2 separate regions of the Homo sapiens genome follow, and region 2 is linked to region 1. A link is an interaction called in ENCODE POLR2A ChIA-PET data of the cell type or tissue named here. Cell type or tissue: PC-9. All regions are shown on one strand.

Region 1 (8,000 bases):
CCATTTTTCCAACAGCATGTGCTCACTTTGTGTCTCTGTGTCACATTTTGGTAATTCTCACAATATTTCAAACTTTTTCATTATTATTGTATCTGTTATAGTGATCTGTGATAAGTGATCTTTGATGTTACTACTGTAATTGTTTGTGTGCCACAAACCATCCACATATAAGAGGTGAACTTAATCCATTAACGTGTGTGTCCTGACTGCTTTACTGACCTGCCATTCCCGTCTCTCTCCCTCTCCTTGGAACCTGATTGCCTGAGACACAATAATATGGAAATTAGGCCAATTAGTAACCCTACAACAGCCCCTAAGTGTTTAAGCGAAAGAAGAGTCAAACATCTCGTTTTAAATCAAAAACTAGAAATGATTAAGCTTAGTTGAGAAAAGCATGTCAAAATCCAAAACAGGTTGAAAGTTAGGCCTCTTTCATCAGTTAGCTGAGTTGTGAGGGCAAAGGAAAAGTTCTTGAATAAAATTAAAAGTGCTACTTTAGTGAACACACAAATGATAAGAAAGTGAAACAGCCTTACTGCTGATATGGAGAAAGTTTTAGTAGTTGGGATAGATTAAACCAGCCACAACATTCCCTCAGGCCAAAACCTAATCCAGAGCAAAGCCCCAACTCTCTGCAATTCTATGAAGGCTGAGAGAAGTAAAGAAGCTGCAAAGAAAAGTTGGAAGCTAGCAATGGTTGGTTCATGAGGCTTAAAGAAAGAAGCTGTCTCCACAACATAAAAGTGCGAGGTGAAGCAGCAAGTGCTGATGCAGGAGCTGCAGCAAGTTATCCAGAAGATCTAGCTCAGGTAATTGATGAAGGTAGCTACACTAAACAACAGATTTTCAATGTAGACAAGACCGCCATCCATTAGAACTTAACCTGCAATATCTAAGGTATGCCTATAGTAATTTTCTAGTTCCATTATTCCTTTTATATTAGTTAAGGTTCTAGTATAAGGGGCTTTGCTCTTTCTCCATTTCCCCCCCCATTTTCTTGTATCAGTATAAACTCATAGATTCCTTACTTGGGCTCCAATCCCCCACCAGGCTGTCACAGCTTGTTTTTGTGGATGCCTTCCTCACTCAGCCACACCTAACGGATTTTGGACTGAATTATTCAGGAATTAATATTCCTCCATCAGTTATGCTGAGGGTTTTTACCACGAAAGACTATTAAATTGAAATGCGTTTTCTGTATCTATTGGTGTTCATATGATATTTCTTTTTTATTCTGTTAATGTGGCAAATTATACTGATTGGTTTCTTTTCTACCGTATCTCTCTAAGCATTATCTAGCTGCACCCCACATATTTTTACATGCTATATTTTTGATTCATTTAAAGTATTTTTTCTAATTTCCCTTGTGATTCCTTTTTTGATCCATGTAATATTTAGAAGTATGCTGCTTAATTTTTCAATTATTTGGGGATTTTCCGGATACTTTTCTGCTACTGATTCTGGTGTAGTCACAGAATACATTATCTATGACTTTACTCCTTATAAATTTATTGACACTTGTTTTACAGTCCAGAATGTTGGTCTATCTTACAGAATGTTCCACATGCACTTGAAAATAAAGTGTATTCTGCTATCGTTCAATGGAATGTCCTATAAATGTCAATCAGGTTGATTTGGTTAACAGTGTTGTTAAAATTTTCCATATACTTACTGATATTTCATCTGCTTCTTTTCTCTACTGAGAGGGGTATTGAGATCTCCAATTGACCTTGCAGATTTGTGTATTTCTCCATTCTGTTCCATAGGTTTCTGCCTCATATATTTGGAAGTTTTACATTTAGAATTTTTGTGTCCTTGCATTAAATTGACCTCTTCTCATCATAAAATGTTTCATTTTCCCTAGTTCTGATGTCTTCTGTCTGGTATTAATATGGTCACTTCAGCTTTCTTTTCATTAGCTGGCACAGTATATTTTTTCAATCCTTTTGCTTTTAACCTATTTGTACCATTATATACAAAACACCATTATTCCGTTTATTTGGGTTTTTAAAATTATTTTCCATTTTTCTCATTATGCTTATGTTTTCCTTTATATCTATGAGCATATTTATAAGAGTTATAATAAGGTTTTAGGGTTCTTATCTACTAATTCTATTATTTCTTTCATTTTGGATCTGTTCATATGATTGATTTTTCTCTGATTATGGGTCCTATTTCCCTGCTTCTTTGGATGCCTGTTAACTTTTGATTGTGAATTTTGTATTGTTGGGTGAAAGATTTTGTTTTATTCCTTTAATGAGTACTGAACTTTGTTCTGGCATGCAGTTAAGTTTTTTGAGCAACAAACAGTTGGATTCTTTTGAACCTTTGTTGTTAAGGTCTGTAAAGGGGGACCTAGAGCAGCTTTTACTCTAGGACTAATTTACAATCATTTTCGACATTTTCCTTCAGCCTCAAAAACTTTCTTTAACAATTACTATAGTGCAAGCCTGTCTGTAACAAATTACCTCTACCATTTTGTTTTAAATCTGAAAATGTCCTCCATTTCACCTCCAATTTTCAAAGAATATTTTTGCTGGATATAGGAGTTTAACTTTTATTCCCTAGCACCTTAAAGGTGCTGTCCCACTGTTTTCAGGTTTAGATTGCTTTTCCTAAGAAGTAATCATACTCATTATTCTTTCCCTCTGCATGATGTGTTACTTTTTCCTCCACCTGTTTTTAAGATTTTATATTTAGTTTTGAACAATTTGAATGTAATGTACAACATAGTTATGTTTATGCTGCTTGTGATGCATTCAGCTTCTTGGGTCTTTTTTTATAGTTTTTATTACTCTGTTTAGATGTCTTCCCACACATTATGTCCATCTTTTCCTTTAAGTCCTTGAGCTTATCTATCATAGCTTTAAAAAAATCCGGTCGGGCGTCGTGGCTCATGCCTGCAATCCCAGCACTTTGGGAGGCCGAGGCAGGCGGATCACAAGGTCATGAGTTCGAGACCAGGTTGGCTAATATGGTGAAACCCCGTCTCTACTAAAAATAAAAAATAAAAAAATAAAAAATCAGCCGGGCATGGTCGTGGGCACCTGTAGTTCCAGCTACTCGGGAGGCTGAGGCAGGAAAATTGCCTGAACCTGGGAGGCACAGGTTGCAGTGAGCCGAGATTGTGCCACTGCACTCCAGCCTGGGAAACAGAGTGAGACTCCATCTCAAAAAAAAAAATTTAAAAAAAATTTAAAAAAAAATCCTTGTCTGCTAATTCCAAAATCTGTCATCTCTGGATCTGCTTCTACTCACTTTTCCCTTCTCAGGTATAGACCACATTTTCTTTTGCATATTCCCATTAATTTTTAAAATTATATTCTGCACATTGTAGATGCCACATTGAGAGCTTCGACTGAGTAGGCTTCCTTTAAAAAGTCTTGAGTTTTGTTCTAGCAGCCAGTTAATTTACTGGCAACTCAGCTTGATTCTATCAAAACCTGGTTTCAGTATTTGTTAGGTGGGCCTTTCTGAGGTCTCAAGTGAACACTGGAGAGTTCCACAAGGTCACTCCATTCTGGCACATCAGGACTCAAATGTCTCACAGCATTGTGTGACCTTTAGAATACAACACTCACAGCCCCACTTGCCACCTTGGTAGTTGTTCTCTACTAGCCCTCATTAAATCTCATCCTATACATGGATAGCTTAGTATTTGGCCAAAGACTCAAAAGATCCTTATGCAGATTTCTGGTACACCATCTCTGCACAACAACCCTACTTCAGTACTCTGCTCTACAATTTCCAGTCACTTTAGCAAATCCAAAATCCTATCTTTGTTTCATCTGCCTAGTGATGCCCAATTCTGCCCAGCTCTCTACTGGATTCCAATTCCATGTGCCAAAGTTTACAAAGTGTTCCCAGGTAGAAAGCTGGAATGAATGCAGAATCACCTTTTATGTTTCTCCTTTCTCAAAGAATATAGCCCTGCATTATCTGTGGTCCAATGCCTGAAAATAGTTGTTTCACATACTTTTCCAGTGTTACAGTTATTCATCTTGCGAGTATAAGTGTGATACTCATTATTTTGTTGCAACCCAAATCACAAGTACTGGATTCTGCTTTAAAAAAAAAAAATCATTAAAGATCCTTTGCTGACTTTTTAATGACTTCTTGGCATGAATTTAACTTTGATACTAATTCAATTAATCATTCAACAAATATTTACAGGCACTTTGTAGGTTTCATGTGTTGTTTTGGTTCAAACTGACAGACTTTTTTTCCTTTGAAGCATGCAAGATAGGTTAAATGTAGACAAGGTGTGCTAAACACCATCATAAGCACAGGATAATCTGGGAGTACAAAGCAGGAGCATCTAACCTATCTAGGACAGCTCAGGGAAGGTAGTCTAAAGGAAGTGAATGTTTAAATGAAACTTCTACCAATCTGGGTAGAAGTTAACCAGATGAGAAGATCTGAGTCACTACGTGACTACAGAAATTTCAGAATGTTTGGCATAGAAAGTAGGGAAAAGAAGAGTATCAACCTAAAATGTTTCAGAAATTAACAGCCTTCTAAACTTGGTAAGGCTTTTGGATTTAAGGTGATGGCACTAAATGGTTTGAACCAGGGGAATTGCATGAAGTAGATATGCATTTTAGAAGAATTATTTTGTCTTTAGGGTGAACAGAGTGAACTGAGACAAGACATGAAGCAGGGAATAATCGAGGAGAGATAGGAAGGCAGCCTGGACAAGGGTTGAGGATGGAGGTAAAGAGGAAGAAGTCGCTGAACTGGCTACTCAGAAACAGCCTCTTAGGATACAGACATTTCAATGAGGAGGTGGCCAGAGGTCAGTATAAAGCTTTGAAAGCCCAGACTTGACTCTGTCATTTCATCATAAGGAGAGCATTCTGCTGAAGGTTTAATCCACAGTAGTTGAACTAAGGAGCTATGTATTTATGCAGCAAAAAATTAATTTGTTTACAGTGTTCCTGAGTAGCAAGCCAAATACACATACTCTTTCTCCATGGCATCTACTTTTCGAGGACCTAGCTACCCGGCAAACATCAAATTAGTAAATAGAATTCAAGCAAGGGCTATCTTGTAGCATTTCTATCACTACATTGTTGTTGACACTCTTATTGAAGAAGAGTCACTTCAAAAGTGAAGTGTAATTTAGATTGAATTATTAAAACAAAGAAATGTGTATTATACTTCAGAACAATTTCTATCAAAAAGAATAAAATAAAAAATAAGAAAAACCCTTCTTTCTCCAAACAATCTAGTTGTAAAACCATTAGGTGGGGCAGAAGAAGGTGCGTGTTCATGCCAGCTGAAGGTTAAGGCACCTATAACTCAGCCTAGAGTGGAATAAATGAGCTTGAGTAGGCTGAGAAGGGTACCCTCATGGGGAAACAGCTTGGCATAGACAGAGTTTCAAGAGTCCAATGGTATCAGAGTTCCAGCAGGATGAAAGAGGAATCCACAAATAGGGGGGATCCAGCTCAGAAGCAGAGTGTCCACGCCAGGGAATAGTGTGGGGATTCAGAGCCTGATAATGATGAGAAGGGGGCCCACCTGAGGGTTAAGTCGGCTAGGGGGAAGTCAGATCATAGAGTAGAGACGGCATTCTTGCAAGAAGCCACCTGGTATAAAGTATCAGACTGAGAAGAGTGACCCTCTCAGTGACACAGATCTGGGGAGATTCAGGTCAGAGTACAGTGGGCATCCCTGCAAGAGGCCACCTGGTATCAGAGAAGGGCGGGGAATGAGGACATGATCTAGCACCAGAAGTCAAAGTGTATACAGAATGGAAAAGCATCCCATGAGGGAGTCAGAATGAAGAGTCAAGAGCCTACGCAGGATAAGGAAGACTGGCATACAGGGATGGAGTCAGCCCATATGAGGTGCTAGGGCCCTGATGCAACGATGAGACATTGATTACATACAGGAGGATTGATTAAGTCAATATATTAAGATTATGGTTGTATAAGTACATTCTTGCACTGCTATAAAAAAAAAACCTGAAACTGGGTAACTTATAATGAAAGGAGGTTTAATTGGCTCACAGTTCCACATGCTATACAGGAAGCAAGACTGGGGAGACCTCAGGAAACTTACAATCATGGCAGAAGGCAAAGGGGATGCTGGCACATCTTACATGGCTGGAGCAGAAGAAAAAGAGTAAAGGGGGAATTGTGACAGATTTTTAAACAACCAGATCTCATGAGAATTTACTCACTATCATGAGAACAGCAAGGGGGAAATCTACCCCCATGATCCAATCACCCCAACCAGGTCCCTCCTGCAACAAGTCCTGCAGACTTCTGCCTGGACATCCAGACGTTTCCATACATCCCCTGAAATCTAGGTGGAGGCTCCCAAGCCTCAACTCTTGTTCTCTGCGCAACCCCAGGCTTAACACCATGTGGAAGCTGCCAAGGCTTACAGCTTGCAGCCTCTGGAGCAGCAGCTTAAGATATATCTGGGGCCCTTTTAGCCATGGCTGGAGCTGGAGTGGCTGAAACACAGGGAGTAGTGTCCTGTAATGGGAGGGGCTGCTGTGAAGATCTCTGAAATGCCTTCTAGCCATTTTCCCCAGTGTCTTGGCTATTAAACATTCTGCTCCTCTTTACTTATGCAAATTTCTGCAGCCGGCTTGAATTCCTCCCCAGAAAATGGGTTTTTCTTTTCTACCACATGATCAGGGTGCAAATTTTCCAAACTTTTATGCTCTGCTTCCCTTTTAAATATAAGTTCCAGTTTCAGATCTCTTTGCTTGCACATATGAGCATATACTGCTAGAAGCAGCCAGGCCACATGTTGAAAGTTTTGCTGCCTGGAAATTTCTTCCACCAAATACTCTAAATCATCTCTTTCAAGTTCAAAGTTCCACAGATTCCTAGAGCAGGGGCACAATGCTGCCAGTCTCTTTGCTAAAGCATCGCAAGAGTGACCTTTACTCCAGTTCTCAGTAAGCTCCTTATCTCCATCTGAGACCTCCTCAGCCTAGACTTCATTATTCATATCACTGTCAGCATTTTGGTCAAAATAATTTAACAAGTCTCTAGGAAGTTCCAAACTTTTCCTCATCTTCCTGTCTTCTTTTGAGCCCTCCAAACTGTTCCAACCTCTACCCATTACCCAGTTCCAAAGTCACTTCCACATTTTCAGCTATCTTTATAGCAATACCCTACTCTCGGTACCAACTTTCTGCATTAGTCTGTTTTCTCACTGCTACAAAGAAATACCTGAAACTGGTTAAAGAAAAGAGGTTTAATTGGCTCACGGTTCTGCAGGCTGTACAGGAAGCATGACTGCGGAGGCCTCAGGAAACTTACAATCATGGCAGAAGGTGAAGAGGAGGCTGGCACATCTTACACGGCCAGAACAGGAGGAAGAGAGTGAAGGGGGAGGTGCTACACACTTTTAAACAATCAGATCTCATGAGAACTTACTATCACAAGAACTGCAAGGGGGAAATCCACCTCCATGATTCAATCACCTCCCACCAGGCCCCTCCTCCAACAATGGGGGTTACAATTTGACATGAGATTTGGGCAGATACAAATTCAAACCATATCGGTACTCAATTCCTTGCTTCTCATTACCTTCATAGTATTTACCAAATCCCCAACCATGGATAAATGCAACTTTCCAATTTATTCAGTGCTTGGGCTGAACAAGACTGAAAAAACATACATAACCATGATGGCTGGTCTCTCTTTAAATTTTCACAAAACCCCTGACACTGTCATGTAATCCCAGAACACCTCCCTTAATCAATTTACTTACTGAGGTTAAAAACTATTCTATGTTTTCTAGGCTCAATCAACCCCTTCTGCCACTCTCAACCAGTAACTTCATTTCTTTTTTCATTTGAGAATATAAAAGCAATCAAAAGAGAACTTACTCATTCTTTCACCACTAAAGTTTCCAATCATATAATCTGCCTAAATCCCTGTTACAATGGATAACAGTGGATGTTCCTGGTATCCCCTCCAGTTGGGCAATGGATCTTATCTCTTTTTGCCTACTCAAGAATTGTGCTCTGT
Region 2 (8,000 bases), 340 kb before region 1:
TTAGCTGGGCGTGGTGGCATGCGCCTATAATCCCAGCTACTTGGGAGGCTGAGCTGGAGAGTCATTTGAGCCCAAGAGATGGAGGTTGCAGTGAGCAGAGATCATGCCATTGCACTCCAGCCTGAGCAACAAGTATGAAACATCCTACAGGAGTGTGAAACTCCATCTCAAAAAAAAAAAAAAAAAAAGATGATGTTTTAACAATGAATGAAGTAACCGCTTCCCTAAAAGATATGCTTGAGCGGCTGGGTGCGGTGCCTCATGCTTATAATCCCAGCACTTTGAGAGGCCAAGGTGGGTGGATCACGAGGTCAGGAGTTCGAGACCAGCGTGGCCAACACAGTGAAACCCTGTCTCTACTAAAAATATAAAAATTAACTGGGCGTGGTGGCAGGTGCCTGTAATCCCAGCTACTTGGAAGGCTGAGGCAGGAGAATCGCTTGAACCTGGGAGCTGGAGGTGGCAGAGAGCCGAAATCACACCACTGCACTCCAGTCTGGGTGACAGAGCTAGATTCCGTCTCAAAAAAAAAAAATATATATATATATATATATGTATATATATAGTGTATAGATTATATATGAGTGTGTGTGTATATACATATACATACATTCAAGCTAGGAAAATAACAATAATATTGTCATTGTTTATGTATTTTTAGTTTTTTGTTACCAAAAAACCACAGTTCTAATATGAATACTGTAAAGAGCTGAAAAAAAATTTCTAATCAGTGGTTTGAACCTATTTGCTAAAAATAATAAAATGCATCCTTCTAATTTATTTTTCTAAATGATTTACAACAAGGAACATGGAAATCTAATTCAACTTCAATAGAATTCTTTACATAATTAATGTATAGGACTGAAATTTTGTTACTGTGATTTAATAAGCATGGTATTTCTTCCATGAGTATAACTATATCTTTGTGGCATCCAGTGAAACCAGATATCAAAAATAAGTCCATCTTAGCGTCATACCTTTGAAGCATTATATTTTTGTGTGTAAGAAAGGTTTTGTTGTCATTCATAAATATATTTAAAAATTACTCTAAAAATGGTATTTAATTTTTGTTATGCTTTTGAAATTGCAGTATTTTAATCTTATACATAAGTAGTAATGCATATTCTATACATATTTTGGAGATACAAATGGAAAAATTTCTTAGTAATGGAGTATATGATTAAAAAAAAAAAAGCTGGAAGACAAACTTGTTTAAGCTGTAGTTATCTCCTACTGGTACTACTCCAGTAACCTCATTTTGTATCCTTAACTCCATTCTAGCTTTCTTAAAACTGTTCTCCACTTAGTAGGCGAGATGATCCTCACAATGTGCAGATGTAGTTGTGTAACTCTCCTACTTAATAAGCTGCACACACACAGGTCTTTAATATGGTCTATAAGTCTGTAAACTGTGTGATCTAGCATTTTAGGTCTTCAGTCTCATATCTCACCACTCTTCCACCTTTACTTTTTCCTCTCTGTGGGCTGCCTTTAAGTTCCTTGTACAAGCCATGCTCTTCCCTTTAAGCTGGACTTTACACATGTTTTCTCTCTCCCTATGGCACTTAGCCTATCTCTTCCTTTCCCAGTTTATTTCCTATATATCCTTCAAATTTCAATCTGAATGGCAGTTCCTCAGGGAAGCCTTTGCTCATCTTCCTGGCTAGATCATACACACACACACACATATGCACACATGCATACAAGCACACAGGTACACATGCATGCACAATTACAAACTCAATATAATTATGTGTATTTGCCCTTCATTGTGTTTATTACAGTTGCCATTTTACTTTGATTTGCGTGAGTACTTGCAAAGGTAGTAATTATTGACATTCAAATAGGTGTTAAGCTCCATGGGGGCAGGGCCCTTGTCAGTTTTTGCTTATCATTGTTTTCTCAGTACTTTGATACATGAGTAAGTGTGTTGCCAGAGAGTTTGGGTTTCATCCTTAGGAAAAAACAAAGAGTCATTGGGAAGTTCTATGAAAAATAGGAGAGCAGTGATGACGCATACTAAGACTTGGGCTGTAGAAGGGTAAACTTCTACAGGCTGTAGAAGGGAGGCTATAGCTGAGTAAAGGAGATAAACTAGAGCTAGGAAGATCCATTAGAAGGCCATTGTAGGTAAACAAGATGAAGACCTGAAGTCTTTCCGGTTCAGATGGTCTCGCCTTTGGTGGATGTTTAAGAGACAGAATCCAGTAGTATTTGTGGACCTGCTGACTATTGTCAGATATAAGACAAATAAATCAGATTATTTGGAATATGGGGCTATTAACTTTTAGGCCATTTACCAAGTAAATGAATATAAGACAATAAACAATTTGAGGGGGTAAAGGAATCTTCATTTTATTTTATTTTTATTATTTGTACAGATAGGATCTTGGTATGTTGCCCAGTCTGGTCTTGAACTCCTGGCCTCAAGCTATCCTCATTGCTTAGCCTCCCAAAGTATTGGGATTACCTGCATAAGCCACCACACCCATCCTGGAATCTTCATTTTAAACAAAAGTCACAAAAGTGACCTCTTGCCCACTGCTCTATATACAGTTTTTTAACAGCAGTACTGAGATGTGATTCACTTACCATGTAATTCACCTACTTCAAGTGTAGAGTTCAGTAGTTTTGAGTTTATTTATAAATCATCAACTCAAAAAGAAACTGTACCCTTTAGCTGTTATCCCTCTTTCCCTCTACCTTCCTAGCCTTAAGCAACCACTAATCTACTCTATCTCTATAGATCTCTCTGTTCTAAACATTTTATATAAATAGTATAATGTAGTATGTGGTCTTTTGTGACTATATTCTTTCACTTAACATTATGTTTTTAAGATTCATCTAAGTTGTAGCATGTAACAGTACTTCATTCCTTTTTATGGCCAAATAATATTCCAGTGTATAAGTATATATCACATTTTGTTTATACATTCATCAGCTGATGGACATTTGAGTTGTTTCCACTTTTTGGCTGTTATGAATAATATTGCTATAAACACTTATGTAGAAGTGTTTGTGTGGACATATGTTTACATTTTGTTTGGTTGTGTACCTAAGAGTGGAATGGCTGGGTCATGTGGTAACTCTGTGTTTACTTATTTGAGGAACTGCCAGAATGTTTCCAAAGCAGCTGTACCATTTCGCATTCTTACCAGGGTTCTGATTTCTTCACATACTTGTCAACACTTGTTACATCTGTCTTTTTGATTCTAGTCATCCTAGTGGTTGAGAAGTGGTATCTCATTGTAGATTTGTATTTCCGTGATGACAGGTGTGAGAAATCTTTTCATCTGCTTATTGGCCATTTATATGTCTTCCTTGGGTAAATGTTTATTCAGGCCCTTTTCCTGTTTTTTAATTGGCTTGTCTTGTTATTGAATTGTAAGAGCTCTTTGTAGTATATTGTGGATACCAGCCCCTTATCAGATACATCATTTGCAAATATTTTCTCCTATTCTGTGAGTTGTCTTTTCACTTTTTTGATAACAATCTTTGAAGCACAGAAGTTCTTAATTTTGATTAAGTCAAGTTTATCTTGCCAAATCCCAGGTCATTTAGATTTGGCATTGTGTTTTTTTCTAAAGATTTTATAGCTCTAGCTTTTACATTTATAGGTCTTTGATCCTTCTTGAGTTTTTTGTTTTGTTTTGTTTTGTTTTTAATATGATGTGATATAAAGGCCCAGCTTTATTTTGCCCATGGATATTCAGTTTGTCCAGCACCGTTGTTAAAAAGACTATTCTTTCCCATATAATGGTCTTGGCATCCTCTTGGAAAATCAGTTGAGTGTAGAAATAGGTTTTTAATGTTTTTTAACCGCAAAACTATATTTTAGCTTTCTAACTATTTGGATTGTTCTTTCACAGACAATTCTGTAACTAAAGGAAGATTATGCTTATTTTTAAGTAAGCTTTTAGGAATATTTGTATAATTTTAGTGCTACATCTTGTATCCAGATTTAATTTTGAGAAATGCATAGTTTGCACATATGGAACAGCTGTTCTGGTCATGAAAATTGAGTTTGGAAAGCCATGTTTCACTAAGGGTGACATTCTGGCTTCTTTCTATTGGTGCTTCCTGAGTGCTGGACACTATGCTGTTATAGGGCTTACATGGAAGTAAATGACCATCTCTTCCTCACGTTGCTAATGTATATAAAATATTGGGAGCAGGGAGAAGGAGGGAGTAAAATGACATGGAAATATCCATATGGGATTTTTTTAGTCCATAAAAGTGGTATACTTTTTTTTTTTTTTTTTTGAGATGGAGTCTCGCCCTGTTGCCAGGCTGGAGTGCAGTGGCGCGATCTCGGCTCACTGCAACCTCCGCCTCCCAGGGTTCAAGTGATTCTCCTGCCTCAGCCTCCCGAGTAGCTGGGACTACAGGTGCACGCCACCACGCCCAACTAATTTTTGTATTTTTCGTAGAGACGGGGTTTCACCATGTTGGCCAGGATGGTCTTGATCTCCTGACCTCATGATCCGCCAGCCTCGGCCTCCCAAAAAAGTGGTATACTTCTAATGGATAAAGGTTATACAGCTATCTTCACCTGGTACACTGTCTTCGGTATTACCTTTAGTTTTAAATGAAGTGTTTTCTTAAGACCAAGAATTTTAAATTGAAATTAGTTATTTTATAAAGGGCTCTAAATAAGGATATGACTACAATGGATGCTGCTGAAAGAATTGAATGATAAAGATTATTAGGTGGCTTAATGCTTTTTGTATTAATCTCTGGGAAAGTCCATTATTGATCCCAAAATTGCCAAGGCTGATCAGACAGGATCATTACATTCTTTCTGTGCTTTTTCAAGTACTTGAAGTGTTTTTATGTAATTTAAGCATTTTTCACTAATCTTTCTTTTTTAGTGTAACTTTGTATAATTTTATGTTCCTTTTTCTTAGGAGTCTCAGCAGTCCAATTTTGGCACTGGAGAACAAAGTGAGTATTTCTTTCCCTCTTTGTTTTCAAATTAAGCTATTTATTGAACATTCAGTTTTCATGGTCACACCATATATAACTTTAGTAATACCTTTACATGTCATATCCTTTTTCATTTTTGTTTTCTTTTTTTTTTTTTCTGGAGTGTAGTGGTGTGGTCGTAGCTCACTGCAGCCTCGATCTCCAGGGCTCAAGTGATCCTCCTGCCTCAGCCTACTGAGTAGCTGGGACTGTGGGCACATGCCACTATGCCTGGCTGATTTTTTAAATTTTTAGTAGAGATAGGGTCTCACTATGTTGCACAGGCTGGTCTCGAACTCCTGAGCTCAAGTGATCCACCTGCCTCGCCTCCCAAAGTGTTGGGATTACTGGTGTGAGCCACCATGCCCTCGTATCCTAATTTTTATGATCTAATGGGTAGTAGTGGGTTGAGCTGAAAAATTGTTATGCTTTAAAAAATTCAAGAACTGTAAGTCATTGGAGATCAAAATACACTACTTTTATTAAGCATTTGAACTAATAGTTCATGAATACAATTTGATGGGCACCTCGTAAACTCAAGAGTTATTCTTCTTTCTTTTAACTTACTTCATGAAGATACTTGGCTCTATGATGATAAAACTCCGCACAAGAAGGGTCATTTTATTTAGCTGACCATGGCCCTTTTCTTCTTATATTTGTACAGTCCCTGTTTTTTCTTCCTTGGTTTTCTGATCTGGGTAGAAAATCTGCTGCCTGCTATACCCTCACCTTTACCCTTACTCTCTTGGCCTGTCAGAAGAATTCTAGGGAAGATAGTCTTATGGTCCCAAGAGATTGTGGTTGTGTAGATTGAGAGTGGTAAGATCAGGAACCAATGCAAATGTCTGGGCTTTACCGTATACCTCTGTAACAAAACAGGTATTCTTTTTGCCAAGAGCAGTAACTTCTTAATTAAGGTAGATTTGTACTAGTCATAAGGTATTTTGGAAATGAAAATGTGGAACTTTTTGATCCTTAGTTTATCTTCAGTGATCTTAATGCAGGGATAAAACTAGAAGAATACCTCTTTTGATGTTATGCTTTCTTTATCTGTCTATCAATTTCTTAGTTCCACCTTAAAGGCCGTAGCTTACAGGAAAAAGGGATTTGACATTGTTAATTATGCAGAAAATGTTAAAATGCAGAAAATAGCTAACTATAGGCCAGAGAATTTACATTTTCTCTCTTCTTTTTGTTTCCTTTTTTTTCTCAGCTTGTTTTCCCTAGTCGTCATCTTTTAAGAATGCTTCATCCTTCTACTCTTCTCTCATTCTCTTTTCTGAAAGCTGTTCACAAATGGGATCATAAGCTGCCTCTACTCATTATTTGTGTTTTTCACTTTGTTTTAGAGCTATTTCTATATCAGCATAAAGCTCTAGCTCATTGTTTAACCTTAAAATTATGTTATAATATGAAAATATCTTAATTTATTTCACTAGTCCCCTATCGATGGACATTTTTTTCCAGTTTTTGCCATTACAAACCAGGCTATAATAAACATTCCCAAGTGTGTGCTTGTGTGTTCGTGTATTCCTCAAGATTATACCTGTAATGTAAATTCCTTTCATTGGAATTATTAAGTCACTTAGCAATATAATTACAGTACTGAGAAGGTATTACCAGATTGCCCTTCAAGAAGATCGTATGAGTTTATAGTCCTACCAGCAACATATGCACATGCTTATTTCCCCTGTAGTCACCAGTATCTCATATTATTGGGCTTGAAGGTGTTACCAGTTTGGTGGTTGAAGAATTATATTTCATTGTTTGATTTACATTTATTTGAGGGTATTTTACATAGACATTTTACAGTCTAAATAGCCATCCTTTAGTTGCTCACTTCATTCTTTTTGTTCCAGAAAGATATAATCCTTCTAAAACTTCAAATGGGCACCAGTCTAAATCGTAAGTTTATTGCTTAATGAGTTTAATATTTATCATTTTTGCTAAAAGTTACCTGTAATATCTAGGTATTTTGAACAGTATTTAGAAATATTGAGGCTGGGCAGGGTGGCTGACACCTGTAATCCTAGCACTTTGGGAGGCCAAGGCAGGCAGATCACGTGAGGTCAGGAGTTCGAGACCAGCCTGGCCAACGTGGTGAAACCCCTTCTCTACTAAAAATAAAAAAATTAGCCAGGCGTGGTGGCGAGCGCCTGTAATCCCAGCTACTTGGAAGGCTGAGGCAGGAGAATTACTTGAACCTGGGAGGTGGAGGTTGTAGGGAGCCGAGATCGTGCCACTTCACTCCAGCCTGGGCCACAGAGCGAGACTTGATCTCAGAAAAATTAAAAAATAAAAGAAATATTTAAGGCATGAGCATGCAAATTTTTATGTAAAGGGTCAGATAGTGAAATATTTAGGCTTTCAGAGCCACATAGTCTGTGTTTTGACTGCTCAGCTCTGCCATCTGTAGTATGAAAGCAGCTGTAGACCCTAAGTGTGGCAGTATTCCAGCCACACTCTTTAAAACAATGTGGTAGGTTGGATTTGGCTTGTGGGCCACAGTTTGCCCACCTTTGCTCTGAGATCATGGTTTTTTCTCATCTGAGAGTTGTATGTGTATGTTTTTGTGTGTATATTCCTAATTTATATTTAATAAGTCATAAAATAAAGACAGGATTCTTCTTTAGGCCAAGCCCTTCATTTAACCACTAGATTAAGTAACATACATAGTTTGTACTGTCTTTAAGTTTTCTTATTTTTATTTTGTTGGTAGAAGCAGGAATATATATAAAAATGTAACAGGGTAATGTATTGGATGAAAATAAATTCCAACTTAAAGAATGAACTCCTGAACTCCTGAGACCACAAGTTAACTCAGTGATTAAAGCAAAGTTCTAAAGAAGCAGTGACTACAGTGCCAGCTTTCTATGCCATAGTCACAGACTATACTGTGATGACCCTAGCCTGGTAGCACTTCAGCTGAATATAAGAACTAAGAATGAAAATACATGAACACAAGAAGTACCCCCTTCACTGCTGAAAAATTCAAATTATACTCCTATTCATCATACTTATTTATATGTAAAGAA

What was found. Peaks named below come from ENCODE experiments on the same cell type or tissue, not always from the same donor. Only the 100,000 strongest peaks of a DNase experiment are listed, where the experiment ranks them.
Region 2: POLR2A ChIA-PET joins it to region 1 with 10 read pairs; 3 of 35 experiments call an interaction of 5 or more read pairs at or near these places.

What each region holds. Positions count from the first base shown.
Region 1 is chr5:132,563,261-132,571,260 of GRCh38, reverse strand. All of the region lies in intron 2 of RAD50 (RAD50 double strand break repair protein), which reads right to left. Among named protein-coding and RNA genes, the nearest start is that of RAD50, 10 kb to the right of the region's middle. In PC-9, no CTCF peak of the experiment used is centred here; no DNase peak of the experiment used is centred here.
Region 2 is chr5:132,901,312-132,909,311 of GRCh38, reverse strand. AFF4 (ALF transcription elongation factor 4) reads left to right here. Exons shown (of 21, transcript NM_014423.4): 6 at 4,908-4,944; 7 at 6,825-6,870. Among named protein-coding and RNA genes, the nearest start is that of LEAP2, 32 kb to the right of the region's middle. In PC-9, no CTCF peak of the experiment used is centred here; a DNase peak (open chromatin) is centred at 3,131.